2 separate regions of the Homo sapiens genome follow, and region 1 is linked to region 2. Evidence: chromatin loops called from intact Hi-C (ENCODE). Cell type or tissue: Caco-2. All regions are shown on one strand. Each heading gives the region's core, and the rest is flanking DNA. Links, peaks and the distances in the headings are about the cores only. Region 1 overlaps ANKRD11 (ankyrin repeat domain containing 11). Region 2 overlaps ANKRD11 (ankyrin repeat domain containing 11).

Region 1 (8,880 bases), core at 306-8,305, 73 kb after region 2:
CAGAGAGACTCCGAGACCAAGTTCTTCATAACTGAACTCACAGCTTCAATTATTTCATACTCAATCACTATATTCCAAGTTTTTTATAATTAACAAAATGCTGCCTTCAAGGTTACATATGCCACCAACGTCAATCCTCAGAACACTGCATAACATCCCAAAACTTACACATGTATCATCCAAATAAAAAAATAAAATGTAAGTTAAATCTTCAAACGCAAATTTGTGCTGATGATCTAGAAGGAAAGCTGGGCCCTGCCTGGCCGGGAGCTGCCTCCTTTCTTCCCCAGCTTTGTGCAGGGCCACCCCTGCCCTCTCCTCACCCCTGCTGGTGCAGTGAGATGAGGACCTCAAGTAAGGGGGTGGCAGCCGGGACTTCCACAATTCAGGGCAATCTCTGGCATCTGTTGTTCAGTCAGTAATTTTCCAACAGACCCTCTTGACTGTGACGGGCAGAGAAAGGCTGGGGAGCTCTTGGGTCGTCAGTGGGTTGGAGAGATGGACTAACTCACAGGTAGGAAAAAAGGCAATGACCACTCCACTGGAGAACAAAGCCCACAGCATTTAAGCTGGAGGGACAAGAAAATCCAATCATTCTGATGATGCAGCTCCTGAGGCTCCGTGGCCAAGCTGGGATGTGAAAGAAGACAATTCCATTCCCCTCCCTCATCACCAGGTGACTGCTGCCTCCCAGAGAGCTCCCTCATGAAAGCCCCGTAACCCACCACGCTGCACTGTTTCTATAGCAACCAGAAAGAAAATATAAAGCAAGCAGTTTCACATGAAAATTATTCTCTATTAAAATGAAATATTGCAGTCAGGAAAAGAATTTTGATAAAGAACTAGGTAGAAGACATCGGTAACATTAATGCTAATTATTTATTCACTACCCACACAAAAGATAATTTTTCCTAAAATTTTAAGATAATCTTTTATCGTTCACACTGGAAGTCTGAAAACAGTACTACAGCAAGTCAACAACAAACAATTACAATCAAAATTCTGTTCTATGCTGTGATATCTCCACGAAACACAAAATGCTCTCCCAAGTTTAAAGAGGGATAAGGAACACGAAAACAACTGACCCCGGCCAGGTGCGGGGGCTCACACCTGGAATCCCAGCATTTTGGGAAGCCAAGGTGGGTGGATCAATTGAGGTGAGGAGTTCAAGACCAGCCTGGCCAACATGGTGAAACCCTGTCTCTACTAAAAAAATTTAAAAATTAACCAGGCGTGGTGGTGGGCACCTGTAGTCCCAGCTACTTGGGAGGCTGAGGCAGATGAAGTGCTTGAAACCGGGAGGTGGAGGTTGCAGGGAGCCAAGATCACGCCACTGCACTCCAGCCTGAGTGATAGAGCGAGACTGTGTCTCAAAAAAAAAAAAAAAGAAAAAGAAAACAACTGAGCCAAACAATGGAGAAAACACAGAAAATATGCAAATTATGAGAACAAAAAAAATTCAGCCAATGCCTTCTCACATCAAAATACCAAAACTACAAAGCCAATTTCAGGTATACCAACCCATTCTCAAAAGATGAAATCAAATTCAAATGAACCTATCTTTGCCTATCTTTGACATCCCTAAAGCCACCTGTGACTTGTCACAGCCTTAATAACCCACCACAATCGGGATGGTCATATGTCCCCTGAAGTCACAGAAACAGAACTCTCAACTAGCAGACTGTTAACGTGTCCTATTATCCTCAGGTTCTTGGGTTATTCGTAGAATAGCAAAGCAAACTACCTGCTTTGTAACGATATCATTTACACATCAACATCAGGAATAAATACAAACCAAAACCTGGCCAAACCAGGAGAGGTGCCTGGACCAGGACAGGCAGACCCAACGCCTACGCTTGCTTCTAACCAGCCTGGGCAGGTGGGCAGGTTACAACACACTCCTGACTCAGCCAGGTGGGGCTCTGCAGCCTGGCAGTTACAGACACTGAGACCTCAAGCCGCAGGCACTAGCCTGCCAAAAAAGACTTCTCCTCCTTGGTCTCACAGCCAACAGTTTGGACACATATCCTAGAGGTATACTACACTTCCAGCAAAGAGATGGGGGCCCAAGGCCCACCCCAAACCACTTCATCCTCCCCTCACCACACTCTGAATCTGGTTCTCTCAGAGGCATGATGAGAGCTGGGGTGGAGAGGTGTGGAAAAGACACAGTCCTGACTTCAGAGTCCCTCTGGGCAGACTCATCTCACAGTATCGCGTAACACACAACACACGTTTATACACGGGCACAGACTGGAACACATGATATGGTAACAATCTATAATACGAGGAGCTCGTTAAGCTCAGAGATGAAAGGGGAAGTGAGTGGAAGACCACACCGTGAGCATCTATTAATAAAAGCAGACGGAGTAAGAAACAGAGAAAAAGGTTCTCCTTTGGTCTTGTCTTTCTTTGTCTACTATTTAAAACACGAGAGAATTAGCTAGTTAAATTTATATCTCAGAAAACAGGCACAATAGAAGTATAAAAGCCATCACCTTTAAGTCATTTCCCCTTTTTTTTTTTTTTTGGAGACAGAGTCTCACTCTGGTGCCCAAGCTGGAGTGCAGTGGCGCCATCTCGGCTCACTGCAACCTCCACCTCCCATGTTCAAGCGATTCTCCTGCCTCAGCCTCCTCAGTAGCTGGGATGACAGGCATGGGCCACCACGCGTAATTTCTTTTTTTTCTCTCTGAGATGGCGTCTCACTCTGTCACCCAGGCTGGAGTGCAGTGGTGCGATTCTGGCTCACTGCAACCTCCACCTCCTGGGTTCAACCGATTCTCCTGCCTCACCCTCCCGAGTAGCTGAGATTACAGGCGCCTGCCACCACGCCCAGCTAATTTTTTGTATTTTTAGAAGAGACAGGGTTTCACCATGTGGCCCAGGCTGGTCGCGAACTCCTGACCTCAGGTGATCCACCCGCTTCAGCCTCCCAAAGTGCTGGGATTACAGGTGTGAGCCACTGGGCCCGGCAGTATTTAGCATTTTAATAATAAAAATATTGGAGAGGCCGGGCGCGGTGGCTCATGCCTGTAATCCCAGCACTTTGGGAGGCTGAGCAGGTACATCACCTGAGGTCAGGAGTTCAAGACCAGCCTGGCCAACATGGTGAAACCCCAACTCTACTAAAAATTCAAAAATCAGCCAGGTGTGGTGGCAGGCAGGAGAACTGCTTGAATGCAGGAGAACTGCTTGAACGCAGGAGGCGAAGGTTTCAGTGAGCCAAGATCACGCCACTGCACTCCAGTCTGGGGACAGAGCAAGACTCCATCTCAAAAATAATAACAAAAAATTAAAAAATCAGACCTAATATTTGTTTCTTGGTATGTATTCTTTCTATTCCAATTTATTATGGCTTCAAAAGAAGCCCAAAAAATCAAAAAAGAAAAATAAAACAATGGCTTAATGAGAGGAGCGCTTAATAAACTGAAATTTTGTTTAACACTTTCAGGAACAGTTCCCAACGTTGTTGTCAGGGCACAGTGACAGTGGCCCAGCTGCCTCGCCAGCAGCACACACAGGCCTCTGGGGCCAGCAGAGAAACACTCCCAGTGCCTTCAAGAACCCCATTTTCACATCCAGGGTCCAGGAAACAGACATGCACGTCGGACTATCACCCTAGTGAGAAAGAAGGAAAGCCACATTGGGGTTGGTTTTTTTTTTAACGTCCTTCAAATCTATGGAAGACATCCTCTTCTACACAACTCATAGGAAAAAAGATCCCTCTGAGGTTAAGCAACCCGACGCCTCCACACCACAACTGAACATCCTCCTACAGCCCCCACCCGGTAACTCATTACTTTCCAAAGAGAATGGGTCTCAAGGTCTCAAGGACCCACTGCCCTCCAAAAAAGCAACCTGGACATCCTGCTGACAACTGAGCATCATACAAATGTGTCCCTTTCGTCCCCGCTGCCCTCCAACAGTCACCCCCCAGAGCGAAGCTGCCTGTACAGGCCACGTCCTCTCCTCCAGCAGCCGGCTACGCGCAGCTCTCCGGCACAGCCATCACCTGCACCACTAAAGCGGGTGGCAGTTTCTGCCCGTGACATTTCTCATTAGGACTTTCCACAATTCTTGAGGCTTAATGCAAATTCCTTATTCCCATGACTAACATCAAAGAACCACACCTCCAAAGACTGACACTGGGATTATTCCTAAATTTCTCAAGGATGAGGTAATCTGGAGGTTAAACATGCCTGAACTGAGCTGTCCTCACTTGGGCCCTCCAGACCTTTCACTTGTTGGGTGTGTAAATAATGACCCAACACTTTTTCTTTTCTTTTTTGAGATGTTCTCACTCTGTCACCGGGGCTAGAGACCAGTGGCATGATCTCAGCTCACTGCAACCTCAACCTTCGGGCCTCAAGACCCACACCTTTGGCAGCTGTGTAACTAGTGGGTCCTCCTGTTCCTGTGGACAGCAGTCCCATCAACAGCAAGTCACGCCACCACCTACCCCACAACCCAACCCAGTCCCTGAAGATTCAGGTGACAGTTAACTGACGTCAAGAGAGTGCAACATCACTAGAAAAACATTAATGACGGCCAGACGCAGTGGCGAGACTCCACTCAAACAAAAACAAAAAAAGGAAAAAAAAAACACTAATTACAAGGAAAGTTTGCCTCCTAGATAAAACACATGTGACCTGATATAAAAAATATCTAGGCCTGGCGCAGTGGCTCACACCTGCAATCCCAGCACTTAAGGAGGCCGAGGCAGGCGGATCATCTGAGGTCGGGAGTTTGAGACCAGCCTGACCAACACGGAGAAACCCCATGTCTACTAAAAATACAAAAAAATTAGCTGGGCTTGGTAGCACATGCCTGTAATCCCAGCTATTCTGGAGGCTGAGGCAAGAGAATCATTTGAACCCAGGAGGCGGAGGTTGCAGTGAGCTGAGATCACACCACTGCACTCCAGCCTGGGCAACAGAGCGAAACTCCGCCCCCAAAAAAAATTAAATTAAATTTTAAAAAGGCCAGACGCAGTGGCTCACACCTGTAATCCCAGCACTTTGGGAGGCCGAGGGGGCGGATCACGAGTTCAGGAGATTGAGACCATCCTGGCTAACACGGTGAGACCCCATCTCCACTAAAAATACAAAAAATTAGCCGGGGGTGGTGGCAGGTGCCTGTAGTCCCAACCACTCGGGAGGCTGAGGCAGGAGAATGGCATGAACCTGGGAGTCGGAGCTTGCAGTGAGCCGAGATTGTGCCACTGCACTCCAGCCTGGGTGACAGAGCGAGACTCCATCTCAAAAAAAAAAAAAAAAAAACTAGCCGGGCGTGATGGCACACACCTCTAATCCCAGCTACTCGGGAGGCTGAGGCAGGAGAAATGCTTGAACCCGAGAGGCAGAGGTTGCAGTGAGCTGAGATCGTGTCATTGCACTCCAGCCTGGGCAACAGAGCAAGACTCAGTCTCAAAAAAAAAAAATTAAGTCTTTCCTGCCAAGTATTATTGCCTTCCTTCTCAGACCACAAGCCTTTTTAAAAATCCTAACTTTTAGGCCAGGCGTGATGGCTGACGCCTGTAATCCCAGCACTTTGAGAGGCCAAGGCGGGTGGATCACAAGGTCAGGAGATTGAGACCATTCTGGCTAACATGGCGAAACCCTGACTCTATTAAAAATACAAAAAAATTAGCCGAGCCTGGTGGTGGGTGCCTGTAGTCCCAGCTACTCGGGAGGCTGAGGCAGGAGAATCGCGTGAACCCAGGAGGCGGAGGTTGCAGTGAGCCGAGATCACACCACTGCACTCCAGCCTGGGCGACAGAGTGAGACTCCATCTCAAAAAAAAAGAAAAAAAAAATCCTAACTTTTAAGATTTCCAACCAAATATTAATTAGGTATCTATTAATATGTGCATAGAAGTAACAGAAGATATAAAACAAAAACAAGTCCAAGATGAGCCTAACCATGTATTTGGGCAAACAGAATCCCCGTTCTTCTTTCTATACTCCTTCTAGCAGCAGGCTTCAACCTCCAAAATCTCTAACCCCCTTCTGTTTGGACCCAAAACCACTATCTTGGCCCACATTTTACACTGTCCTGACAAAATATCTGAGGGCAAATACCAGTCTGCCTTGGCCATTAAAGTCATTTAGGCAACACATCTGCCGAGCTGAGCAGAGCCAGCAGGTACCCATCTAACACAAGGCTCCGTCCTGGGCTGTGCCCCTCAAGAATTCCCCAGATAGCCATTTCCTTTCCTCAACTGAGATGCCCACTTCTCCCTCCAGAATGTGGGCAAATCACACCAGTGACGTCCACATCTGTCAAATGTCCCCAGGGCAGAGAATGGAGAGTGACACACAGTAGGCACAAAATAAACAGCACCCAGCTTCTGCCCCACCACCCCGTTCCCCATTCCTGCTTTCTTTTCTGTCTCCTTTGCTCTATCGTTTCACAAAGCCACTCTCCTAACTAATGTTTGCCCCATTCCCTCCACTGGGAATCAATTCATCTTCTCTTTTTCCAAGTCTTTTTAATGAATACCAGTTAACACCATGAAGTCTTCACAATTCACCTACACAGTGTGCTTTCGAGTCCCCTTCCCTATTTCAAGTTTCTCCAGGTTCTCTTGTAGGGATCTTCTTAAGGCTGCATGTGATGTCTTGTGCCTGTCATCCCAGCACTTTGGGAGGCTGAGGCAGGAGGACTACTTGAGGCCAGGAGTTCAACATCAGCCTAAGAAACATAGCGAAACCCCATTTCTACAAAGAATTTTTAAAAATTAGCGCACGTCTGTAGTTCTAGCCACTCATGACGTTGACGCAGGAGGCTCACTTGAGCCCAGAAGCTCAAGGATGCAGTGAGATATGGTCACGCCACTGCACTCCACCCTGAGTGACAGAGCAAGACCTTGTCTCAAAAAAAGAACCATTTAGGCACCATGGTGTTGCAAAGCCAGTGCTTTCATCTAGGCATCCACCGCCTGCAAACTCTGACACATCATCTTCTGCCTCAAAACAAGTAAGCAAATGAAATTCAGGTCTATCATTGCAAACCCTACACAACCCAACTCCAGTCATGCTTCCAGGTTAATCTGCTGTCATCTTCCATCTTCTTGGATGGGCTTTCGTGTTCAGACACGTCTGGCTGACATTCTCACGTTACATGCGGCCTTCCCAGCCTTTGTCCCCAGCCTTCCCGAAGTCGAAGATGCCCTTACTCTGATTTCTGCAGTGACATTCTACTGATTCTTTTTTTAAAACAGAAACATAGCTTACAGTTAAAAAAAAAAAAAATAGCACTTCTTCCCTTAAATCTCCCAGGTCACAGAGCCTTTCCCTCCTCTGATCTATGATCTCTCTTTTCATAAGAACCAATATTTAATGCAAGCTTTAGTCAACTAAATGCATCTTTCTCCCAGATCTCAGAACAGGAGGCCACAGCACTGCACCCAGTGAGCAGCCAATGAACATCTGTGAAGGAAATCAGTGAAACATCAGAAAAAGCAGAGTTTGTCTAGTTTCAGAAGTCCCTTCTATAAAACATGTAGCTCCTTCCAGCTAAAAGAAGACACAAAGCTGTTCTCCCACTGTAGAGCACACTGCACCCCATTTGGAAAAGCAGTCAGGTGAGCCACACGTCAGCCACACCGTGCTTTACAAACATGCCAATGTGTGAACGGTCAGTCACAAAGACATAAAAAAAGATGACTGCCCTCATCAAAACTGCCAAGGTCATGAAAAACAGGGAAACGCTGAGAAATGGTTGCAGACGAGATTAAGGAGACATGACAACTAAATGCAATGTGGGATCCCGGATGGCATCTGAGGACAGCAAGGGAACATTACTGGAAAAACCTCCAGCTTGCTCACCCCTGGAACCTGTGAATGCCTTAGGTTACGTGGAAAAGGGAACTGAGGTTACTAATCAGCAGAGAGGGAGATGACCTCGCAGTGCTCGGGTGGGCCCAATTTGTAACCACAAGGATCCAAAAGTGAAACAAGGGCCAGGCACAGTGGCTCCATGCCTGTAATTCCAGCACTGCTGGGGGGCTGAGGCGGGAGGATTGATTGAGCCCAGGAGGTCGACGCTGCAGTGAGCCTTGATTGTGCCACTGCACTCCAGCCTGGGCAACAGAGCCGAGACTCTCCAAAAAAGCGGGTGGGCAGCAGGAGTCAGAGAGATGCCATGAGGCTGGCTTTGAAGACTGAGGAAAGCACTACAGGCCGAATGCAGGCAGCCTCTGGAACACGGAAAAGACAAGAACACAGATTCTCCCCTGGAGCCTCCAGAAGGAACCAGCCCTACCTACCCAGATTTTAGCCCAGGCAGATCATGTTAGGCTTCTAATCAACAGAACTATAAAACAATAAATCTAAGGTTATGGTGGTTAGTTACAGCAGCGCTGGAAAACCAACACGGGCAGCACTGACACAAGTCCCAGCACTTCTCCAACGCCCAAGAGCTGTTCTCTGTCTCCCTTCCACACCCTCCATTTGCCTTCACTCATCCCCCTGAACCAATATATTTATGGGCTTAGAAGAAAGCTATTAAGGAAAAGGCACAGATTAAGTTCTAAGACAGATTTTCTCCTCAACTCTCTAAAACTTCACCGTACCATTAGCTTCTACTAAATGTCCTTTTTTACAAGAGTCAGTTTCAACATCATCTTCTTTTAAAAGCCAGTCATCTGGTGAGAACCCAAGTTTAGCAGAATCAGATCTAAAGACTTTGCCAAAGAAAAATCAAGCATGAATGTAAATCTCATTGAATATGCTTAACATTTTACCTGAACTGTAAGTGCAAGCGTGCATCACTTTTCTGAGTTTCACACTAAAAGATAAAGGATACAATTCAAAGATACCTCTCGCATGTGTCAGGGGAAAAATGCCTGTGAGAAAATGTTTAGGCCGGGCATGGT
Region 2 (8,880 bases), core at 298-8,297:
GACTCCCCCATCCCCCAGAACCTGGAGAGAGGCCTGGAGCAGATGCCCGCCCCCACCCCTCCAGCACCGCAGAAGGAACCGGCCCTGCAGACAGCTTGGTCTCAGAGCCGTGGGAGAACAGATCCTTGCTGTGAAAGCTCCTGGTCTGTGGTGATTTATCACGGCAGCCCCGAAAGACCCCCACACCAAGTTTCACTCTCTGTCCATGGACCTCTTTAATGGAAATCCTGACTTTTCCATAAGGCACTGAATCTGTGTAACTTTTAGAGTAAGGAGGACGACCTACAGTTCACTGCATGAAAGCACAGCCCTTCCAACAAAGGCAGGCGAAATGTGGAACCAATTATATCTGGGTGCCTACACGTGACGTACGCCAGTTCTTTGTAGAAAGAACGAGGCTTGTCTCAGCGATACTAATGTACAGTTCACATGAACTCCTAACCTTAGCCAGCCACAATAAGGTATCTGGGATTGAGCGCTTATTTAAATCGGTAGGCACATCAATTTAAATTTAGGTAGTAGCTCAGCCTGTACCTAACACATGAGGAAGCCGAGGCGGGAAGATCGGTTGACTCCAAGAGTTCAAGAGCATCCTGGGAATGACAGGGAGACCCCGCCTCTAGAAAAACATTTAAAAATTGCTGCGTATGGTGCCGCACACCAGCAGAGTCCCAGCTACTCGGGAGGCTGAGGTGGGAGGATTGGTTGAGCCTGGGAGTTCAAGCCTTGAGTGAGCTGTGGGTGGGGGGGGCAGCACTGCAGGGTGAGGTGAAGGGGGTGGTTCTGCGGGAGGAGGTGAGGTGGCTCTGCGAGGTTAGGAGAGGGGGCAGGGGCTCTGTGGGGTGAGATAGGGGGTATCTGCAGGGTGAGGTGAGGGGACAGCTCTGTGGGATGAGGTGAGGTGGGGGTTCTGCGGAATGAGGTTGGGGGGGCGGCACTGCGGGAGGAGGTGGGCGGGGTGGGGCCTGCAGACCCTCCAGGCTCTCCCGGGGGAAGGAGCCCCATCAGGGCCAGCACTGCGCCACTCCCAACAAAGCAGGCAACCTAGCCTGCCAGTGGAGACCTCTTTTCCGCCTGGGCTCCAGCTCTAGAGCAAGGCCAGTCACCTCAGCCCCACCATCAAACACCAGGCTCCACATGGGCACTGCCTCGCTCAACTGCGTGGTGGCGGGTGGCCTGGAACGCTGCTGTCATCACTGCACGTGGACACATCATCAACCTCTCAGCGTGACGTGCCCTCGTGCTTTCAGGTAAAACACTACAGAGAAACTTCCTGTTGGCAGGTGGACCCCGCACTCCCTAGGGCCTGATCCGCTCCCTCTCTTCTGCTTTACGGGCACTGACAGGAAGTATCTGATGCGCACTCACTCACACCAGCCACGCACATGTTGTGAGCAATCCTGTGTGGCCTGCTCCCCCCTCCTGACCGGCCCCTCCTGACTGGCCCCAGCACCGCGTGGAAGAACATGGAGGAGCTCATCTGTCTGAGGATAGGAAGCAGCAGAGCACACGCAGGTGAGGGCAGAGCGGGGAACCCAAGTCCCGAGGAAGTTTCTCAGTAAGCGAGGCCCCGCGCTCTGGGAGGGCACCCCCAGGAAGCCCACACATAAAGCAACTGGACACACGCTCAACTACGACTGGGCAATGACAGTAGCTTAAAAAAAAAAAGTACACCACCAAACAGACAAAGACCAGAGACCACTTACATAAAAGCCCTGCTGCCTCCCCGGGAAGGGATTTCAAAACACTTCTTTAGGTGAGCACGACAGCACGTGCCTTTAATCACAGCTACTCAAGAGGCTGAGGCAGGAAGATGACTTGAGGCCATAAGTTTGAGGCCAATCTGGGCAACAGAGCAAGCCCACCTCTAAAAAAGTAAAAATAAAAAAATTAGGCGGGTGTGGTGACATGCGTCTGGAGTCCCAGCTACTCGGAAGGCTGAGGAAGGGGCATCATTTCAGTCCAAGAGTTGAGGCTGCAGTAAGCCATGACTGCACTCCAGCCTGGTCAACAAAGCAAGACTTGTCTCTTAAAAAAGCAAAACAACAACACATCTTTATATTATAGGGCACAGAAAGGAGCAAGATTATAAAACTAAAATAGGGTGAAAGAATGCAAGAGACTCAGAACTATGGCAAACTTATAACTAAAATTCCAAACTACAGGAAACTCTCAGAGCAAACGCTGCATCACATAAGCTGCTAGCCCGGCACATGATTGTGAAGAATCAGGAGTCCTCTCAGCACCAACAGACAGTCATGGACACAGCCCACAGGTGGCTCGACCCACCAGCCTCAGGCAGCATGGGGTTGAGAGGGGAAGCCCAGTTTGGCCGACTGTAGAACCCTGTTCTAGTCTCCTATCCACCCTCACCAAGGCACTAAATCACCAGCAAAGACTCTGAGAACATCAACATCTGTGTAACTAAGGAAAATGGAAGTGCAGGAAGGAATACATTTTTGTAATCAAAGGGCATGAAAAAAATTGCCTTCACTGAAAACACTGAAAAGGTACAACCCTATTATGTCTCCTGCTAGGAAAAATTTTCCTCTGCTTTTAAAGGATTAATAGCCACAAAATATTATTTTGTTATTCTGGTGTCCTCCAGAAAATGAGCCAACAGTTTGAAGGGTATGGGGTAAAGAGAAGAGAAGGAAAAGCTGCTTTTGAAAACACTGTTGACTCGCAAAGTTACCAGCACTCTATCAGGCTAATGCCTAGGTCAGGAGAAGACAGACGCAGTCACTACTATGGATCCTGAGGGCGAGAAACTCTGGATGCCACAAAGTGGCATGTTCAACCTTCCTACAAGCACACAGAGGTGAAGCCTGGAGAACAGGCAGGGACAGGCCCAGCTGGCCATGTGCTCAGCCACGCCTACCTCGCAAGGTCATTCTGAGGATGAAGGCATCATGGATCCAAATGCCACCTTGACGCTGAATGTACTACACAATAAAAGAACCACTGTAAATCACACTATTGACTCTTGCTTGGTTGATGTTCTTTCCTTTACAGTAAAGTGAACTCGTGGACAAACATCGTGTCCACAGACCACCATAAATGTAGTTTGTTGTTTTAAATAAAACTGAAATCAGACTTCCAAAAAGAAACATCTAAAAACTTCTCCTCTCCCATCCCACCAGAGCCATGGCCCACAACACAGCCCGACGCCCCGTCACACGCTCTCACAGGACAACTGCCCACACCAGTTAACCTGGTGTCACGGTGGAGGCGAGGTTGCGGTGAGTGGAGATCACGCCATTGCACTCCAGCCTGGGCGACAGAGCAAGACTCCATCTCAAAAAAATAAATAAATAAAAAATCTTGTGGAAGGAGGTACCACATATGCGGTCTGTTGTGGAACAAAATGCCGTTACGTGGGGCATGACTGTATTCTGTAGGGCACATTTGCAAAACAGCTCCTCTAGTCACATAGGTAACTGTTTTTGAGACAAGTTCTGGCTCTGTCACGCAGGCTAGAGTGCAGTGGTGTGATATGAGCTCACCGTAGCCTCGACCTCCTGGGCTCAGGCGATCCTCCCACCTCGGCTTCCCCAACTAGCTGTGACTACAGGCACGTGCCACCACACCTGGCTCATTTTTTTTTTTTTTTTTTTTTGGTAGAGACAGGGTTCTCACTATGTTGTCCGGGCTGGTCTCGAACTCCTGGGTTGCAGCAATCCTCCCGCCTCAGCCTCCCAAAGTGCTGGGATTACAGGCCTGAGCCGCCATGCCCGGCTTTCTAGGTAACTTTCCTATCAGCCTTCCTGACTGCTGCAGATAAGGCATGTTCTCACAGGGACAATTCAGGAAATGCACCAAAGCGTCCTCAAGGCCTGTCCACGAAGCTCCTCCTTCCAGCCAGACCCTGGGGCTTAGGGGTCAAATTCCTCACACCTTCCCCCAGCGCTCCTCACAAAGGATGCACTGCAGTCAATCCCAACTTAGCTCCAGCAAGAATAATCCCAGCACTTTGGGAGCCAACGCCGGCAGATCACCTGAGGACAGGAGTTCGAGAGCAGTCTGGCCAACATGGTAAAGCCCCGTCTCTACTAAAAAGACAAAAACTTACCGGGCGTGGTGGCACACACCTGCAATCTCGGCTACTCAGGAGGCTGAGGTGGGAGAATCACCTGAACCCCGAAGGCAGAGGCTGCAGTGAACCAAGATCGCATAACTGCACTCCAGCCTGGGTGACAAAGGGAGATTCCATCTCAAAAAAAAAAAAAAAAAAAACCTTCAGCCAGAAAATCACCAAAGTCCTAAGTCTGGTTATGCCCTTTGTTTTCTATTTCTTAATAATAAAAACACAGCAAGGGGTTTGGTGCTGTGAGCAAGGGGCTCTCTGAGAGTCGGCACCCACACGTGCTGGTCTCCAGGACAGACATGTCTCAGGCCAACGGCACTGACAGAAGCACAGACCCTCACTGCCAGGTCACGGCGGGCACGGGAAACCCACACCTGGGCCTCGGCCACACTCCTGAGGGCGACAAAACACCAGCCGGCGCGCTCTGAGACTTGCGGTCAGTCCTAGAGGAGAAGCAGCAGCTGCTGAGAAGGCCGCACGGGCAAAGGAGCCACCGTGCACCGTGACAAGACAACATGTTCGTTGGCCATGCCCGGTGTCAGCACGCAGACACACAGGCACCAGAGGCTGCAGCGAGGAAGACAGATGTGCTTCCCCAGTGCTTATGGTCTGGGTGGGGACAGAAAAGAGACAAGGAAGGCCCAGGGCAGGACATCAGACACAGGGTTTTAGTTAACCAGGACTGTGATGCCGGCATCTGCCTGGAGGAAGGAAGGACAGACTTCTGAAGAAGATGGACCTCAGTGCCTCCTTCACGCTGATAAGCGATCCCACCAAGCATGACCCACAGCACAGGACAAAGCCTTGTGTCCAGGACAGGGTGCCCTCCGGGAGGCAGCAGAAAGGACAGCTGTGGAATATGGAAGGGGAAAAGGAAAAGGGAACAGGAGACAAATCAGCAACATTAAGAACATCAGGCCGGACGTGGTGGCTCACGCCCATAATCCCAGCACTTTGGGAGGCCAGGGGAAGGGGGAGCAGATCACTTGAGGTCAGGAGTTTGAGACCAGCCTGGACAATATGGTGAAACCCTGTCTCTACTAAAAACACAAAAAATTAGCCGGACATGGTGGCAGGCATCTGTAACCCCAGGTACTCGGGAGGCTGAGGCTGGTGAAGCCCAGGTACTCGGGAGGCGGAGGAGGCGGTGAGTTGAGACGTGCCACTGCACTCCAGCCTGGGCAACAAGAGCGAAACCCCGTCTCAAAAAGATAAAAAAAAAAGAACACGCAGACAGAAAAGAATGACCTAAGAAGGCACACGAGGAACATCAGCAAAGGACTGACAGAAAAAGACTCATATTTTTATATAAGGAACACGGGGGGAAAAAGAAAAAAAAATTAAAAGGAAAAGATGAATAGATGATATGGCCAGAGGTTTAAAGAAAGAGACAACGAGATAAAAGCAGGAAGCCCCAGCAACACTGGGCTGCCTCCCCAGGCCCTTCCCAGCATTTCCTGCCAGCAGGGCCCCTGCCCCAAGCCAAAAAGGAACCACGTTCGCCTCGTCAGGGCTGTTGCACGACAGCCGCACACACCTAAGAAACAAACTCCTTCTGGGCCGCGCAACATGGCTCACACCTGCAATCCAAGCACTTTGGGAGGCCGAGGCAGGTGGATTGCTTGAGTTCAGGAGTTCAAGACCAGCCTGAGTAACACGGCGAGACGCCGTCTCTATCAAACACACATACACACACACACACACATAGACACACACAGAATTAGCCAGGCATTGTGGTGTGCCCCTGCAGTCCCAGCTACTTGAGAGGCTGAAGCAGGAGGATCGCTTGAGCCCAGGAGGCAGAGGCTGCAATGAGCCGTGATCCGGCCACTGCACTCCCACCTGAGTGAGAGTCAGATCCTGTCTCCCTCCAAAAAAAAAAAAAAAAAAAAAGAAGAAGAAGAAATATTAACTCCTTTGTCCACATAGTAAAACTCAGTCTTCCATTAACTTCAAAAAGCCAAACTGATAAGTTTTTAAGTAAAGAACAAACACATCTATAGCGAAGTGTGGAAAATCACTGTGGTCACTCCCCAGCTACAGCTGCCATGCAGTGGTAGTGCCCCTGCCCTCAAGCTGGTCCCAGACTCAAACAGGAAGCCACTGCACATGTGTGACCACTGGCCAGGCAAAGAGAGGCCAAGACAGCTCGAAGGACTTGCGCATGGCCCCAGAAGGCTGCACTATGTGGCAAGCACTGGATGCATACAGATACTCGGCCAAGAAACTCCCTGAGAGAGCTCACACCAGCGCTGTTCCCTCAGAAGCCCAGTTCTCCACCCTAGAGAAGTGGCAGCCCTTCCACATTCACTTTAGCCTTGGGCTACCACAGACATGGTGACCAGGACAAAGAGGCGTGAAGCTGGCAAAACCACCAGGTTTGATGCACAGAAAGGCCAGCATCAGCACCCAGTTGCCTGGGCAGAGGAGGAAGAGGATGGCAGGTACACAGGCCGTTAGAAACGGCCTCACCCTGACCCTGAGCGTGGTGGCAAGTGGCCGACCCAGATTCCCTCACCCTGCTCTGGCACACCGCAGGCCAGCTGCATCTGGCAGGAGTGTAACAGCCAGTGCCCAGGCTGACGAGCGTGAGCACTGCCCCACACACACTCAGACCCTCAGGAAGAGCATGAAAGACGTCCCAGCCGTGCCCACAGCTACAGCAGCCCCTCCTCGCACCCCCTGCCACCCTCCCTAGAGTCCAGCGCTAATACAACCACCTCTGGCCTCAGAGTCCCCGGGACTCACTCACTCACTTCACTGATCAGCCGTGGAATCCTGAATTCAAACCCTACTTCCTAAACATCTTTTGAGGCCTACATTCCTCTTGTAATAAAAATAAGGAAAATGCAATTTTCTGGGATTTTGTAGGAAAAAAAGAGAACATAAGTGAAGATATCTAGCAGAGCATGTGCCTCTCACAGACCTTAGGAGTTACTGGGAAATACAAGTGAACAGGCCGCTGTGGAGTGCGGTTTCTAAAAGTAGGAGGAATACAGAAAAGGCGGCCCCAACCCTGCCTCTGGGAGCAAAACCAAAAAGAGCCACAGCCACAGCAGAGAATTCAGAAAAGCCACCTGCACAAAAGGCCAGAGCAGCCAAGGGAAGCTGGGGGCCCAGGCCAGTGAGCCCTGGGGCCAGGTATCAGGCCCCTCAAAGAGCAGAAAACAGATTTTTTAGGTGAAGCCGACGGTCTGAGGAAATGAGATGAGCTCACACACCTGATGACAGCTTCCCTCAGCAATTCCACCCGCCTCCACAGGACTCAGACCAAGTCCTGGTGTTAGAATAAATCACTAGGCTACAAGAAAGCTCAAACCCCCACAGGTTCTAGCACTCCTAGCCACCAACACAACTCTGTTCAAGATCCACCTATCAACAGGGGTGGGGTGGGAAGGCGGTCCCCATCCTCAGGCCATTCTTCCTCCGTGGGTTGCAGCCAGGGTTTCCTGTGGGTCGTCTTGTGCACGTCACGGCCCTGCCCACAGCATAAAAACATACAGGTGTGAGGGAGATGAGCAAGACAGCTAGCTTTTCACAAGAGCAGGAAAGGCTGGGTGCTGCGACTCACGCCTGTAATCACACAGCGTTGGGAGGCAGAGGAGGAAGGACTGCTTAAGGCCAGGAGTTCCAGGCCAGTCTGAGCAACATAGCAAGATCCTGTTGTACCAAAACACACACACACACGAAAACTGGTTGTCGTGTTACTAAAAGTTTCCATTACAACACTGAAGTTTAGAATACAGTATTACTAGGCCAAAATATCCTGGCATTTTATAGGATTTCTTTAACAAAATCTGATCACATCTAAACTGGCATCTTTCTGCTCACTTCTCAATTTCAATCTAAATTTATTTATTTATTTATTTATTTTTTGAGATGGGAGTCTCGCTCTGTCGCCCAGGCTGGAGTGTAGTGGCACAATCTCAACTCACTGCAAGCTCCGCCTCCCGGGTTCACGCCATTCTCCTGCCTCAGCCTCCTGAGTAGCTGGGACTACAGGCGCCCGCCACCACGCCCGGCTAATTTTTTGTATTTTTAGTAGAGACGGGTTTTCACGGTGTGAGCCAGGATGGTCTCGATCTCCTGACCTCGTGATCCGCCCGCCTCGGCCTCCCAAAGTGCTGGGATTACAGGCGTGAGCCACCGCGTCCAGCCTCAATCTAAATTTAAAACACAGTTTGCTGTTCAGCTACAGGGCAGAATTTCACACGGAGCAGGCACCTCACAGATGCCAACCCGGTGGGTACGGCCCTTTGAGTGTCACCTAAAGCCTCATAACATCATCACCAAGCCCATCCCCAAAAGCTGTAGTTAGTAAGCCACCAGGATTTGATATTTAGAAACTTTTCCCACTAACAAAAAACAAGCAAGAATAAATTTTAAACAAAGGCTGACTGTACCAAGGAAATGGAGATAATAAACAGAAAAAGACTCATGGACACTGGTGTTGGGAGTGATGGTCTTAGCCCTCAGACCAGACTAAGACACCCTGCAGAGCTGAGGCTGTCAGGAACCACGCAGAGCCACGGAAGGGAAACACCTGCCCCCGGGCTACAAAGGCCACCCTCTGCCCTCTGCTTACTGCTCTGGTTCTGCCCTCCAGACACAAGCAGGTCCCTAAAGCAGTTGCTATCCTGCTGACGTGCTGACACCATCAGATATGAACAAGAATCCCAGTTTTATTTTTCCTAATAAATAAATCATCCATTTAGCAAAACGTCAACGATACCAAAAGCTATGAAAGCATCCTTGGATTTACAAAGAACCCTCGCTTCTCATTTCCCTTATTT

The links. Peaks named below come from ENCODE experiments on the same cell type or tissue, not always from the same donor. Only the 100,000 strongest peaks of a DNase experiment are listed, where the experiment ranks them.
Region 1: it touches region 2 in a loop (1.9-fold over the local background); 26 of 110 quality-filtered maps call a loop at or near these places.

What each region holds. Positions count from the first base shown.
Region 1 is chr16:89,474,680-89,483,559 of GRCh38, forward strand. All of the region lies in intron 1 of ANKRD11 (ankyrin repeat domain containing 11), which reads right to left. Among named protein-coding and RNA genes, the nearest start is that of ANKRD11, 11 kb to the right of the region's middle. In Caco-2, for the core only: no CTCF peak of the experiment used is centred there; a DNase peak (open chromatin) is centred at 4,222.
Region 2 is chr16:89,401,894-89,410,773 of GRCh38, forward strand. All of the region lies in intron 2 of ANKRD11 (ankyrin repeat domain containing 11), which reads right to left. The region is part of intron 1 of LOC128462377; the gene reads right to left. Among named protein-coding and RNA genes, the nearest start is that of ANKRD11, 84 kb to the right of the region's middle. RefSeq lists enhancers at 1-496, 3,146-3,195. In Caco-2, for the core only: no CTCF peak of the experiment used is centred there; DNase peaks (open chromatin) are centred at 3,848 and 6,183.